Linked DNA regions of Homo sapiens: regions 1 and 3 are each linked to region 2. Evidence: chromatin contacts called from ENCODE Hi-C or POLR2A ChIA-PET data. All regions are on one chromosome and are shown on one strand. Each heading gives the region's core, a stretch centred on a gene start or an enhancer-like site at or near the end of the contact. The rest is flanking DNA. Distances are from core to core; before and after follow the strand shown.

Evidence for each region. A loop is a pair of places that touch in the nucleus more often than their neighbours do. ChIA-PET counts read pairs that join two places held with the same protein, here RNA polymerase II (POLR2A). Pooled maps may share reads with other maps.
Region 1: a pooled map shows a loop between it and region 2 (6-fold over the local background). The contact joins the promoter of SLC38A5 here to the promoter of USP11 in region 2. A Hi-C loop is called at or near these places in 1 of 168 maps with a recorded cell type or tissue (ascending aorta) and 12 of 50 pooled maps. POLR2A ChIA-PET finds 5 or more read pairs at or near these places in 1 of 52 experiments (GM10248).
Region 3: a map of CD8-positive, alpha-beta T cell shows a loop between it and region 2 (24-fold over the local background). The contact joins the promoter of GRIPAP1 here to the promoter of USP11 in region 2. A Hi-C loop is called at or near these places in 1 of 168 maps with a recorded cell type or tissue (CD8-positive, alpha-beta T cell), 1 of 37 single-sample maps with no recorded cell type and 7 of 50 pooled maps.

What each region holds. Positions count from the first base shown.
Region 1 is chrX:48,469,010-48,472,247 of GRCh38, forward strand. It overlaps SLC38A5 (solute carrier family 38 member 5), which reads right to left and starts at 1,251. Exons shown (of 17, transcript NM_033518.4): 1 at 1,173-1,251; 2 at 326-427.
Region 2 is chrX:47,230,630-47,234,392 of GRCh38, forward strand. USP11 (ubiquitin specific peptidase 11) reads left to right here and starts at 2,380. Exons shown (of 21, transcript NM_001371072.1): 1 at 2,380-2,590. The coding sequence starts at 2,415. RefSeq lists a cis regulatory region at 2,035-3,257 and enhancers at 2,260-2,309, 2,735-3,318.
Region 3 is chrX:49,000,598-49,004,613 of GRCh38, forward strand. GRIPAP1 (GRIP1 associated protein 1) reads right to left here and starts at 1,667. Exons shown (of 26, transcript NM_020137.5): 1 at 1,591-1,667. The coding sequence starts at 1,632. RefSeq lists an enhancer at 1,676-1,785 and a cis regulatory region at 3,058-3,558.

The DNA.
Region 1 (3,238 bases), core at 1-2,500, 1.2 Mb after region 2:
CTCAGAAACCCCCATTCAAGGTCCCCATTAGAGCTCAAACTGGCTCAGGAAATCCTTTTCCCAAGTCCTGAATCCCGTTCCTGGGACAGGGAGGGTCTCAAGGAGTCCCATCCCCCACCACCAGCACCCTCCGGAGCCTCCCACCCACACCTGAATTCACTTCCTGGGATCAGGGTACAAAAAGGACCTCCCCATACACGCCATTCCATTCCCCACTAGTGCTAAAATGTCTCCAAGGAACCCCGAGCCCCCTCCCAGGACCCCTACTCATATCTCAGGCCCCCAGGAACACCATCCCCGCAGCCCACGCTCCCTCCTCACCTACCTGCTCCTCTCAGCTCCTGAAGTGGCCGCAACTCAGACTCAGGTTCGGGCACCCTCTCGGCTGCCTAGGCTCCTGCTCTGGAGCGGTACTTTTTTTTTTTTCCTGAGAAGAAATGTTAATTTTAATTTCGTTTCCCTCCTTCTGGCCCTGGGCGGGGGAAGAGGTGGAGAAGGGGCGCCCCCTATCTGGACCCACTTGGAGGGAGACAGCGGTTTGTTTGTGTGTTGATGGTGGGGGAAATGGCCTGAAAGATTGAGGGTGTAGACCCACAGCTAGAGAGAGTGACAGGCAGACAGAGGGGATGGACTCACAGAGCAGACGGACAGCAGGATGGGATGGATGGCAGAAAAAGGTGCAGAGAGGAGACAGAGAGAGAGTAGGAGAACTGAAGTTACAAAGAAAGCAGGCATGAGAAACAGCACAGGAACAGACAGACCACAGAAGGGACAGAAAGACAGATGGGCGGGAGGAGGGGATGCTAGGGGAGCTTGGAAGACAGGCAGAGACAGGGAGAAAGGGACACACAGGCAGACTCAGAAACAAACAGGTGGGTAGGGATAGGCTCGTGGAAACACCTGCAGAAAGGCAACAGGCAATTGGGCTCAGTCATAGACAGGAGACACAGGCTGGCCAAGAGGTGGGGGACAGAGCCAGACAGCTCCCCAAACAGAGGGTAGGACCAGACACACCAGCTCAGAGAGATGAAGGGGCAGAGAGAGTGGTTGAGGCAGAGAGACTCCTGGAGGGACAGGAGAAAAGAGGCAGAGAGAGGCAGATTCAGGCAGAGAGGCCTGGGGACAGCAGGGGAACAGGTGCAGGGGTAGTAGCCAGGCTATTCCAGGCAGACCTCAGGCAGACAGCCTAGGCACGAGAGGACCCTAGATCTTGGGGGCCCCCAGAGGGAGGCAGGGAGGGCATTTGTGGCTGGGTGGGGAATGTGGACTGTGAACTCACACTGTCCGCAAACTGGGCGGGCACTGTAGTCCTGGACCCCACCCCAAGCGTGGGGTGGGGCTTGTCCAAGCCCTGAGAAGTCCCACTATCTGTCTGTCCGTCTGTCTTCTATGGGAGTCCGTCTGTTCACTCCCCTCCAGGCATATGACAGGCATGCCTGTCCCAGGCAAGCCACGTGTCCGCTACAGGATGTCAGGCAGGGTGGACTTGGGGTCTGGGACCACCTCGACTGGGCTGCTTGAAGCCCAGGTGGACAAGAGGCCTCTGTCTGGGCCCCTCGCCCGCCTGCCCACCCCCGACAGGGAACACAGAATTCCCGGAAAGGCCAGGAGCTGGCTGGGGCTTCAAAGCTGGCCTAGATGCCCTCACCCCACCCACAGTTGGAGGAGGACAAGGGATGGGGCGTTTACTTCCCCACAGCGGGAGAGAGACTCCTGCACACTCAGGAATCGCAGCTACACAACAGGACCCATCACAGCCCCATCAAGGGGCTCAGATACGGGGGCCAACTCGCCATCACTCACAGAGGTGCACAAAGACTCACAGCCACACAAGAGAATAAAGACTGACAGACATGAACACACACAGACTCACCACTGCACGTTAAGAGCAATGGCTCATGGGACAGTCACACACGTGGCCACACAGAGTGACGATAGTCTTACAGCTATCAATACCGACAGGCTCAGAGCCGCTCACAGAGAGCACAGACTAACACAGGGATAGGCTTGTGCCGATTTCCAGACACTCGAGACTCCTGAACCTCACCGCCCGTGGACCCACAGCCATGCCAAAGACAATCAACAGGCAAATCACACACACAGATTCACAGCCACACACAGAGCACACAATTACACACAGCTGATGACATTGTGTGTGGGTCCTGGGTCTTTCCCACACACACGATCCAGGTTCAGATGGCCCTGGATCTGAACCTGAATCCAGGTTCAGATGACCCTGGAGGCAAACTTCCAGGTTCAAGCCCTAAAATGATATCTCTGTGTATGTGAACTTGAATGTGCACTTGTGACCACATGTAACCACATACAGCTCCAGTCACAGAGAGAGGCACTCATAGGCTGACATGATTTTTGTACAAACAGAAAAGCCATAGTCTCCTTCTCTCTCTCTCTCCTCTCTCTCTCTCTCTCACACACACACACACACACAACTGCATTTCAGCAAATGGCTGCACACAGCCGTGTACACACACAGCTAGTCACAAATCAAGTCAGAAAAGAAACATATAGGGAAAGCATATACCTGCACACAAACACAAAGCACAGGAATGCAGAGTACGCTTACTATCGTTGCAAAGAAAAAATCCAGAAACCACACTGAAAGCTACACAAGGAAAAAACAAGAGAACCAGATAGTACTCATACCATGGCACCAGAAGAAACACCCCGAGGGCACACATACCTGCAGCCACTCGCTAAGAAGAGACACAAATACAGCAGCAGACACACAAAGAAAGATACGTGCGCATAGATACACATATAGGAGGGACAAGTACTCTGACACACTTGTCACCCACGACCATTACAAAGGAGACAAACACCCAAGCAACACACACACACAACAACATATAGATGAACTGCACCGACAGACAGTACCAATGCACACGGTTGCCAAAAAAAAAAAAAAAAAAAAGGTATGAGTTGGGCCGGGTGCAGTGGTTCATGCCTGTAATCCCAGCACTTTGGGAGGCCAAGGTGAGTGAATCATGAGGTCAGTAGTTCGAGACCAGCCTGGCCAACGTGGCGAAACCCCGTCTCTACTAAAAATACAAAAAAAATTAGCTGGGCGTGGTGGCGGGTTCCTGTAATCCCAGCTACTCGGGAGGCTGAGGCAAGAGAATTGCTTGAACCTGGAAGGCGGAGGTTGCAGTGAGCCAAGATCGCGCCACTGCACTCCGGCCCAAGCGACAGAGTGAGACTCCATCTCAAAAAAAAAAAA
Region 2 (3,763 bases), core at 1,130-3,629:
TTTGTCCTGTGAGTTCCAGCCCCAGTCCCACCATCTTGGGCAAAGCCAAGGATTGTTTTCTAAGCAGAAGAGGGGGTGAGCAGGGCCAGGCAAATACTGCAAGTAATGGCAACCCTAATTAAGTGGCTGTTTACTAAAGCCCAGTGGTGGGGGCCCATGAACTTCTAATCACTCTACTGTGTGTGTTTGTTTTTTGAGACAGAGTCTCTGTCGCCCAGGCTGGAATGTGGCGGCACAATCTTGGCTCACTGCAACCTTTGCCTCCTGGGTTCAAGCGATTTTCCTGCCTCAGCCTCCTGAGTAGCTGGGATTACAGGCGTGCACAACCACGCCCACCTAATTTTTTATTTTTAGTAAAGATGGGGTTTCACCATATTGACCAGGTTAGTCTCGAACTCCTGACCTCAAGTGATCCACCCACCTCGGCTTCCCAAAGTGCTGTGATTACAGGTGTGAGCCACCAAGCCCAGCCTCTACCGTGTCTTTCTAAGCACTTTAGTGATGTTTCAGCTTGCAGCCTCATGGTGCCATGATGACTGCCATGTCCCCAGAGATGGAAAAGCAAGCAGGGAAGACAGAACACCTTCCTTACCTGTCTGTGTTCTTTTAACGGCTGGAACTTCCACAAGCTCCTCAGCAGACTTCCTGTGCCATTTCTTGGCTAGAATCAGATGACATGGCCACTTCTGGCAGCAAGGGAGGATGGGAAAAGGAGGGCCTTGCAAAGGGGGACAGGATTGCCAGGCTGGATTTAAAAGGTCTAGAACTCACCCAACTGCTCTGGGAAGTGGTAGGGTCACTGGTGTGGGCAGAGGTTGGCCTCTGGAAGGTGGAAAAAAAAAAACGGTCTAGGGCTGGGAAAGGAGGTCTCTTGGATTTACCTGGCTGCCCAGATAAATGGGGAGGGGGAGTCTGCAGAGGGGCAATGGGGAGAATCAATTCAGAGAATCTGACAAGATTCAACTGGGCTTGAAGAGCAGCTATCTGCCATGTGTCTGACTCAACTCAAATGCCACTTTCTTTGGGGACCCTTAAGTGAAAGGCCTGCTCCCTTTCCTCACCCAGAGCTTACACAACTGAGTTTGTGACCCCTCATCTATGCCAGGTCTGGGCTGGGGGCTGGAATCACAGTAATAAAGACACAATCCCTGCCCCGCAGAGATTAACTGAAAATAGGTAAATTATGAAATTGTGAGGGGGAAGGGAGGTTCGAAATTAAAGTCATCATCAACGGGGCTGGCAGCCCCAGCAGAGGAAAGAATAGCATAGCCTAGAGCAGTGGTTCTCAACCAGAGACATTTTTCCCCCAAAGGACATTTGGTAATGTCTGGAGATACTTGGTTGTCCTGAGGGGTACTACTTGGTATCTAGTAGGTAGAGGCCAGGGATGCTGCTACATATCCTGCAATGCCCACAACAAAGAAATGACAGTGCTGAGGTTGAGAGACCCTGGCCTAGTCCAAGGGTTCTCAAACTTTGGGTCTCGGGATTCCTTTATGTTCTTAAAAGTTTAAGATATTCAAAAGAGTTTTTGCTTATGTCATATAGCCTCTGGATTCAGAAGCCTCTGGATAATCACACTGTACACCCCTGAGAGAATGAGAGTGAAAAAGTATTGTGAAAATAGTTTTCATTTTGTGAAACCCCAAGAGGATTTTTGGACCGGTAGACAGGCTGGGACCACTGGGACCACACGGTTGGAGAATGTTTGGCCTGGTGTTTAAGGTCACAGCTCTGAAACCAGATTTCTCAAGTCTAAACTGCAGCTCCACCACTAATTAGCTGAGGGACGTTTCTGGTACTCAGCGTCCCCATTGTTACCCATGGGTGACAAGGACAGTACCTGCTGCCTGAGGCTACTATTTTAGTCCAATAAAGCACTTAAACTGGGCGGACAGCTAGTTTAGTTATGATTGCTATGACTCCAACAAACATAGGGCCTGGGGCTAACTTGTCTTCAACACCTTGTCTAGTGAATAAATCTAGTTCAGGAAGAGAAACAACAGCCCGCAGGCCTCGGTGGGTCTCTGGAGGTGGAAACCTCTTTTGCATTGGGTTTTGATGGTACAATGAAGGGCATTCTGATCAGGCTAACAAAAACACTGCTCCCAGGGTAGGAGTCCTAGCCCACCTCGGGAACCTCAGCCTCCACTTTCCATGCCACCTGTGCCCTAAGTCTACAGGGCGTTAGGACCCCACAAGGCACTTTTGTCTTTCTTGGTTCCCACTGAAGATTTTACCCCACCTAGCCCTTCGACGCGTCTGTGCACGGGGCCATTTCCAATATGGCAGTAGCCCCGCGACTGTTTGGGGGGCTCTGCTTCCGTTTCCGGGACCAGAATCCGGAAGTGGCTGTTGAGGGGCGTCTTCCAATCTCGCACAGCTGCGTTGGCTGTAGAAGAGAACGGACGGCGATGGCGACGGTCGCAGCAAATCCAGCTGCTGCTGCGGCGGCTGTGGCGGCGGCAGCGGCGGTGACTGAGGATAGAGAGCCACAGCACGAGGAGCTGCCAGGCCTGGACAGCCAGTGGCGCCAGATAGAAAACGGCGAGAGTGGGCGAGAACGTCCACTGCGGGCCGGCGAAAGCTGGTGAGGCTGGGCTGCGGTGGAGCCTCGGCAGAGGGAACGGTGGGGGCATTGACAACCGCTGGGGATTCGGCGGCCGAGGGCCGCGGGAAAGCTGCTGCGGGGTGCGGGGGCGGGGGAGTGGCCGGCGGGACAGCGGGCTAAAGGGGCGGGGAAGTGCCTTTGAATGAATCGCAACGTCTGGAAAAGGGGCGGGGCCTGTGTGGTGCAGTCTGACGCCTGAGAACAAAATGGGGTTTGTTGTGATGAGACCAGTTTCGGTCCTGGAGGTGGGGCCGGGCCTGCGTAGTGAAACTGCGTAGGAACCTGGGAAGAAGGTGGGTTCTGCTACATAAGGCGGGGGCGCGGCCTGCGCTGCGTAATGCAACTTTTGGGGGCGAGGAGCGGTTTCCGATTGCTCCGGGGCGGCTGGGAACGAGGCGAGCTTTGTGACGTCAGCAGAAGAGCGGGATGGAGCCGAACGGTCCGAGGGAGGGAGCGGGGACCTCCGTGGGGGAGGGGGGAGGAGCCTGGAGCCTGGGAACGAGGTTAGGTTGGTGACGTGAGCTGAGGGGCGTGCTCTGAGGCCGAGGGACGACAGTGGAGGGGAGGTGGTGCCTATGAGGCAGAAAATGGCGCCTGCGAATAAGCAAAGTTTATGACGCGCCGTGGTTTTTGATTCTGGCGGAAGCCTTCCCGAGTCGAGAGAACGTGCAGGTGATTAGCACCGGAGGGGCCTTCCATGTTTAATTGGTTTTCTGTGTTGGTACTGTTTTGTTTTTAGAATCAAGAAAAAGTCGTTTTTTTAAAAAATAGAATTTTGATAAATCGGCTTGTTTTACTGATTTCTTGCTAAACAGTCCTTCTTGAAATTTACTGCTTCTGAGTTCATTTTATTTCTCGCCGAGTTGCATCTCGTTTTTTAATTGTGAAATACGTAAGACTTAAAAAGATTATATAAAACATTTACGCAGCCCAGATTGACGGACATCCTGTTAAAATAAACGGCCTACACTCTTCAAAAATGTCAGGATCATGAAAGACAAAGGCTGAAGAACTGTTCCAAATTGAAGGAATTAATGCAATTTAACGAGTCATGATAACTAAATGCAACATGTGATCCTCGATTGGATCCTGGAACAGAAAAAAAAATTATTTTAAAAATCAATTTTTTATCATAAGATTATTTTTGTCTCT
Region 3 (4,016 bases), core at 417-2,916, 1.8 Mb after region 2:
GGAGAATCACTTGAACCCGGGAGGTGGAGGTTGCAGTGAGCTGAGATCGTGCCACTGCACACTATAGCCTGGGTGACAGAGAAAGACTCTGTCTCAAAAAAAAAGAAAAAGAAAAAGAATTAAGCATCCTCCTCCCTACCAGCCCTATAGGACCCTGAGGCTGGTTCTACCCAGCAAGGCCGGTTCCTTCCCATTAAGGAACTTACTGTTCCTTCCCCTACCAGGACTTTTCCCTCCCTCCCACGCCACCAGCCTCCACTCACTGTTCTCTGGTAGTCTGCTCAAGGTCAGAGGGCTTGGCCTTCACAGAATCTTTCCTACTCCTGTCCTCTCCAGGACCCAGTGATCTGTCTCTCCAAGTACTGGTCCAAGTGGAATATCCTTTGTACCCCCCGAGACTTGCCCCCCAACAAAGCCCAGTAGTTCTCCCTCATTCATGGCCCAGTGGGATCAATGTTCCTCATTCAAGGGTATTCCCACTCCCCTCAAGATCTCCCCAGTCATGATCCATTGGGAATGGCCCTACACCCTTCAGGGTAGGCCTCTACAAGGCCTTGGGTAGGCCAGTTGGATGACTCTTACTCACTTAGAATCCCTTTCAGATGACAGTGGTCTTCCCCATTCATGGGTTAATCAACTCGCCCTTCCATTCTCAGTGTCCCTCACACAGGGACAGCTGGTTTCCCTCATTCAAGGACCAATTGGATTACCTGTCCTCCCTCAGAGTTCCTCCCCTCCCCATGCAGGACCCTGTTCAGACCCCCCCCCCAGTGAGGAACCCTCTCAACAAGGGCCCATTCATAGTGCAATGCTATGGCCTTTCATTGCATCTCAGAGTCCCCCCAAAAGAATCAAGTGGGGGTACCTCCCCAAAGCCCAGTGATCTTCCCTCCTTGTAGTCCAAGGTATCAATCTTTTACCCCTCTGGTCCTCCCCCCAGTTAATGGGATTAATGGTATTACCCATTCATGGCCTTCTTCACCCCAGGCCTAATGGGATCACCCTTAATCATCCAATGGTGCCGCCCCCTCTTAGGATGCACTACCAACCACCAATGGCACAGGATCTCCACCTCCCAGGAACAATGACAACATCTGGGGTCTTTCCCCAATCCCCGGGCACAGTGGTATCTCCCCCAAAACTTACCACCTCCCACCCGCTAATGGTTCTGCCCTCTCAAGGGCTCCCACCACCATGACGCAAACGACCCAACACCCGCTTCCTTCCTCTCCAGACAAAATGGTTTCGCCTTCTCAGGATCTCCTTCCCTCAAAGCCCATTATCATCACCCGCCGACGGTGTCCCCTGCACGGGCCCAAAAGTCTCGTCCCCTCCAGGTCTGAGTAAGGTACCGCCTACTTAATGGCGCTCTCCCAGCCCACAATGCTAACAGAGTCCAACCTTCAAAGCCGCAGAGTATCTCGGAATCCAATAGTCTCACCACTCCGAGCCTCAGTTTCCCTTCTCCAGACCCACCCCATAAACTCAGGGTCCATCCCAACCAACCCCTTCTCAGAGCTGATAGCACGACCTCTCGCTACCCCGCCCCCGGTCGCCTAGCCGGGTGGTCTTTCCCACCGCGAGCGGCACCTGCATCCGCTGAAACTCCTCCTCAGACAGAGCTTGCGCCATGTTCCTCCCCCCACCCCCCCGCCAGCTTTCTGCGCAGACGCAGCTCGCGCCTCCTGGCAGTATTAAGGTCGGACCAAACCACTGGCCAGGAATGGAGGGGGTAGAACCTAATTCCGAAGGGCAGCATTTTGGAGACGCAGAGAAGAGAACGAAACCGACGAGTCAGGTGAACTGTAATACAACGTTCTACCCGAATGTAAGTCATCTGATTGGCTTTTGGACTCTTCTAGGCCACCCATTGTGATACGACATTATTACATCCCCGTTTCATGGGTGGACTCGTCGCTAGGGAAGTCTTTGCCGACAGAAAATCACCCTTCCGCGGTATTCCTTTAATGAGAATGGGTAACTTAATAACCATAGAAATGAAAGCGGAAGCTTCGCTCTGGTCTTGTTCCCGCCCCTCCTCCGGGAGACCCCAAAGGGGAATCCCACCTCTTGTAAAGCCTTTGGCCTTTTTTTTTTTTTTTTTTTTTAAGGTTTGACACTTATTTTGTTATCATGATACTGCATGTCACGTTAGGTAAAGGACTTAGCCACCAATAAAAATAGCAGAGTGGAAAGAGTGACAGTGAATCAAACGAAAAAGCTACATTAAAACAAAACAAAAACAAAAAACAAACCAGGGTGGTGAAACACCAGGCTCATTCAAGTATTAGAATTCACTATAACCCTCACCGATCTGAGAGTAAGAAATGGTATCTCAGTGTAGTTTTTTTCTTATTTTCTTTTTTCTTTCTGTTTTTGTTGTTGTTGTTGTTGTTGTTTTTCTTTTTTGAGACGGAGTTTCACTTTTGTTGCCCAGGCTGGAGTGCAGTGGCACGATATCCGATCACAGCAACCTCCGCTTGGCGAGTTCAAGCGATTCTCCTGCCTCAGCCTCCCGAGTAGCTGGGATTACAGGCGCCCGCCACCTCGTCCGGGTAATTTTTTTTTTTTTTTTTAGTAGAGACGGGGTTTCTCCATATTGGTCAGGCCGGTCTCGAACTCCCGACCTCAGGTAGTCCGCCCGCCTCGGCCTCCCAGAGTGCTGGGATTAAGGCGTGAGCCACCGCGCCCAGCCTTCTTATTTTCGTAGAATTTAATGATTTCCCTGCTGTGGAAAAATATTTCCAGCAGGGCCGGGCGCGGTGGCTCACGCCTGTAATCCCAGCACTTTGGGAGGCCAAGGAGGGCTGTTCACTTGCGGTCAGGAGTTCGAGACTAACCTGGCCAACATGGTGAAACCCCATCTCTACTAAAAACACAAAAATTGGCCGGGTGTGGTGGTGGGCGCCTGTAATCCCAGCTACTCGGAAGGCTGAGGCACGAGAATCGCTTGAACCCGCCAGGCAGAGGTTGCGGTGAGCCGAGATCGCACCACTACACTCCAGCCTGGGGGATAGAGCGAGACTCTGTCTCCAAGAAAAGAAAGAAAAAGAAAAGTATTGCCAGCCAGGACTCTTTGATTTCTTTCTTGATTTAATTGACTTTATTGAAAGATAACGCTATTGATCTGTCTATATACATAAATGCACCCATTTTAAGGGTACAATTTAGTGAGCTTTGTCTAATGTATACAACCTTGTAACCACCATCACAAGCAAGATAGGGAACATTGATTTCTTTGTATCCTATCCCAAACCCCACCCCCTATCCCAGGTAACCAATGATTGGCTTCCTGTTACTGGATTACATTTCTCTTGCAGAGTTTCATGCAAATAGAATGAGACAGGATGTATCCTTTTCTGTCTGGCTTCTTTCACTCATCATAATCCTTTTGAGATTCATCCAAGTTGTTTCGTGTATAAGTATCTTTTTTTCTTTTTATTGACTAGTAAAATTCCATAGTATGGGCCGGGCGGGCTCAGTGGCTCACGCCTGTAATCCCAGCACTTTGGGAGGCCGAGGCAGGTGTATCACCTGAGGTCAGGAGTGCAAGACCAGCCCAGCCAGCATGGTGAAACCACATCTGTACTAAAAATACAAAAATAAGCTAGGAGTGATGGTACACGCCTGTAATCACAGCTACTCAGGAGGCTGAGGCATGAGAATCGCTTGAACCCAAGAGGTGGAGGGTGCAGTGAGCCGAGATCGTGCCACTGCACTCCAGCCTTAGCGATAGAGGGGAAAACTCTGTCTCAAAAACAAAACAAAACAAAACAAAATCCATAGTATGACTATACCACAATTTGTTTATCCATTCTCTTAGTGTAGTTTTAATTTGTGTTTCTCTTATTATGAGTGAGATTCACCACCTTGTCCTATGTTTATTTTATTTTTAATTTTTATTTATTTGTTTTTTTGAGACGGAGTTTCACTCTTGTTGCCCAGGCTGGAGTGCATTGGCGCGATCTCAGCTCACTGCAACCTCCGCCTCCCAGGTTCAAGCAATTCTCCTGCCT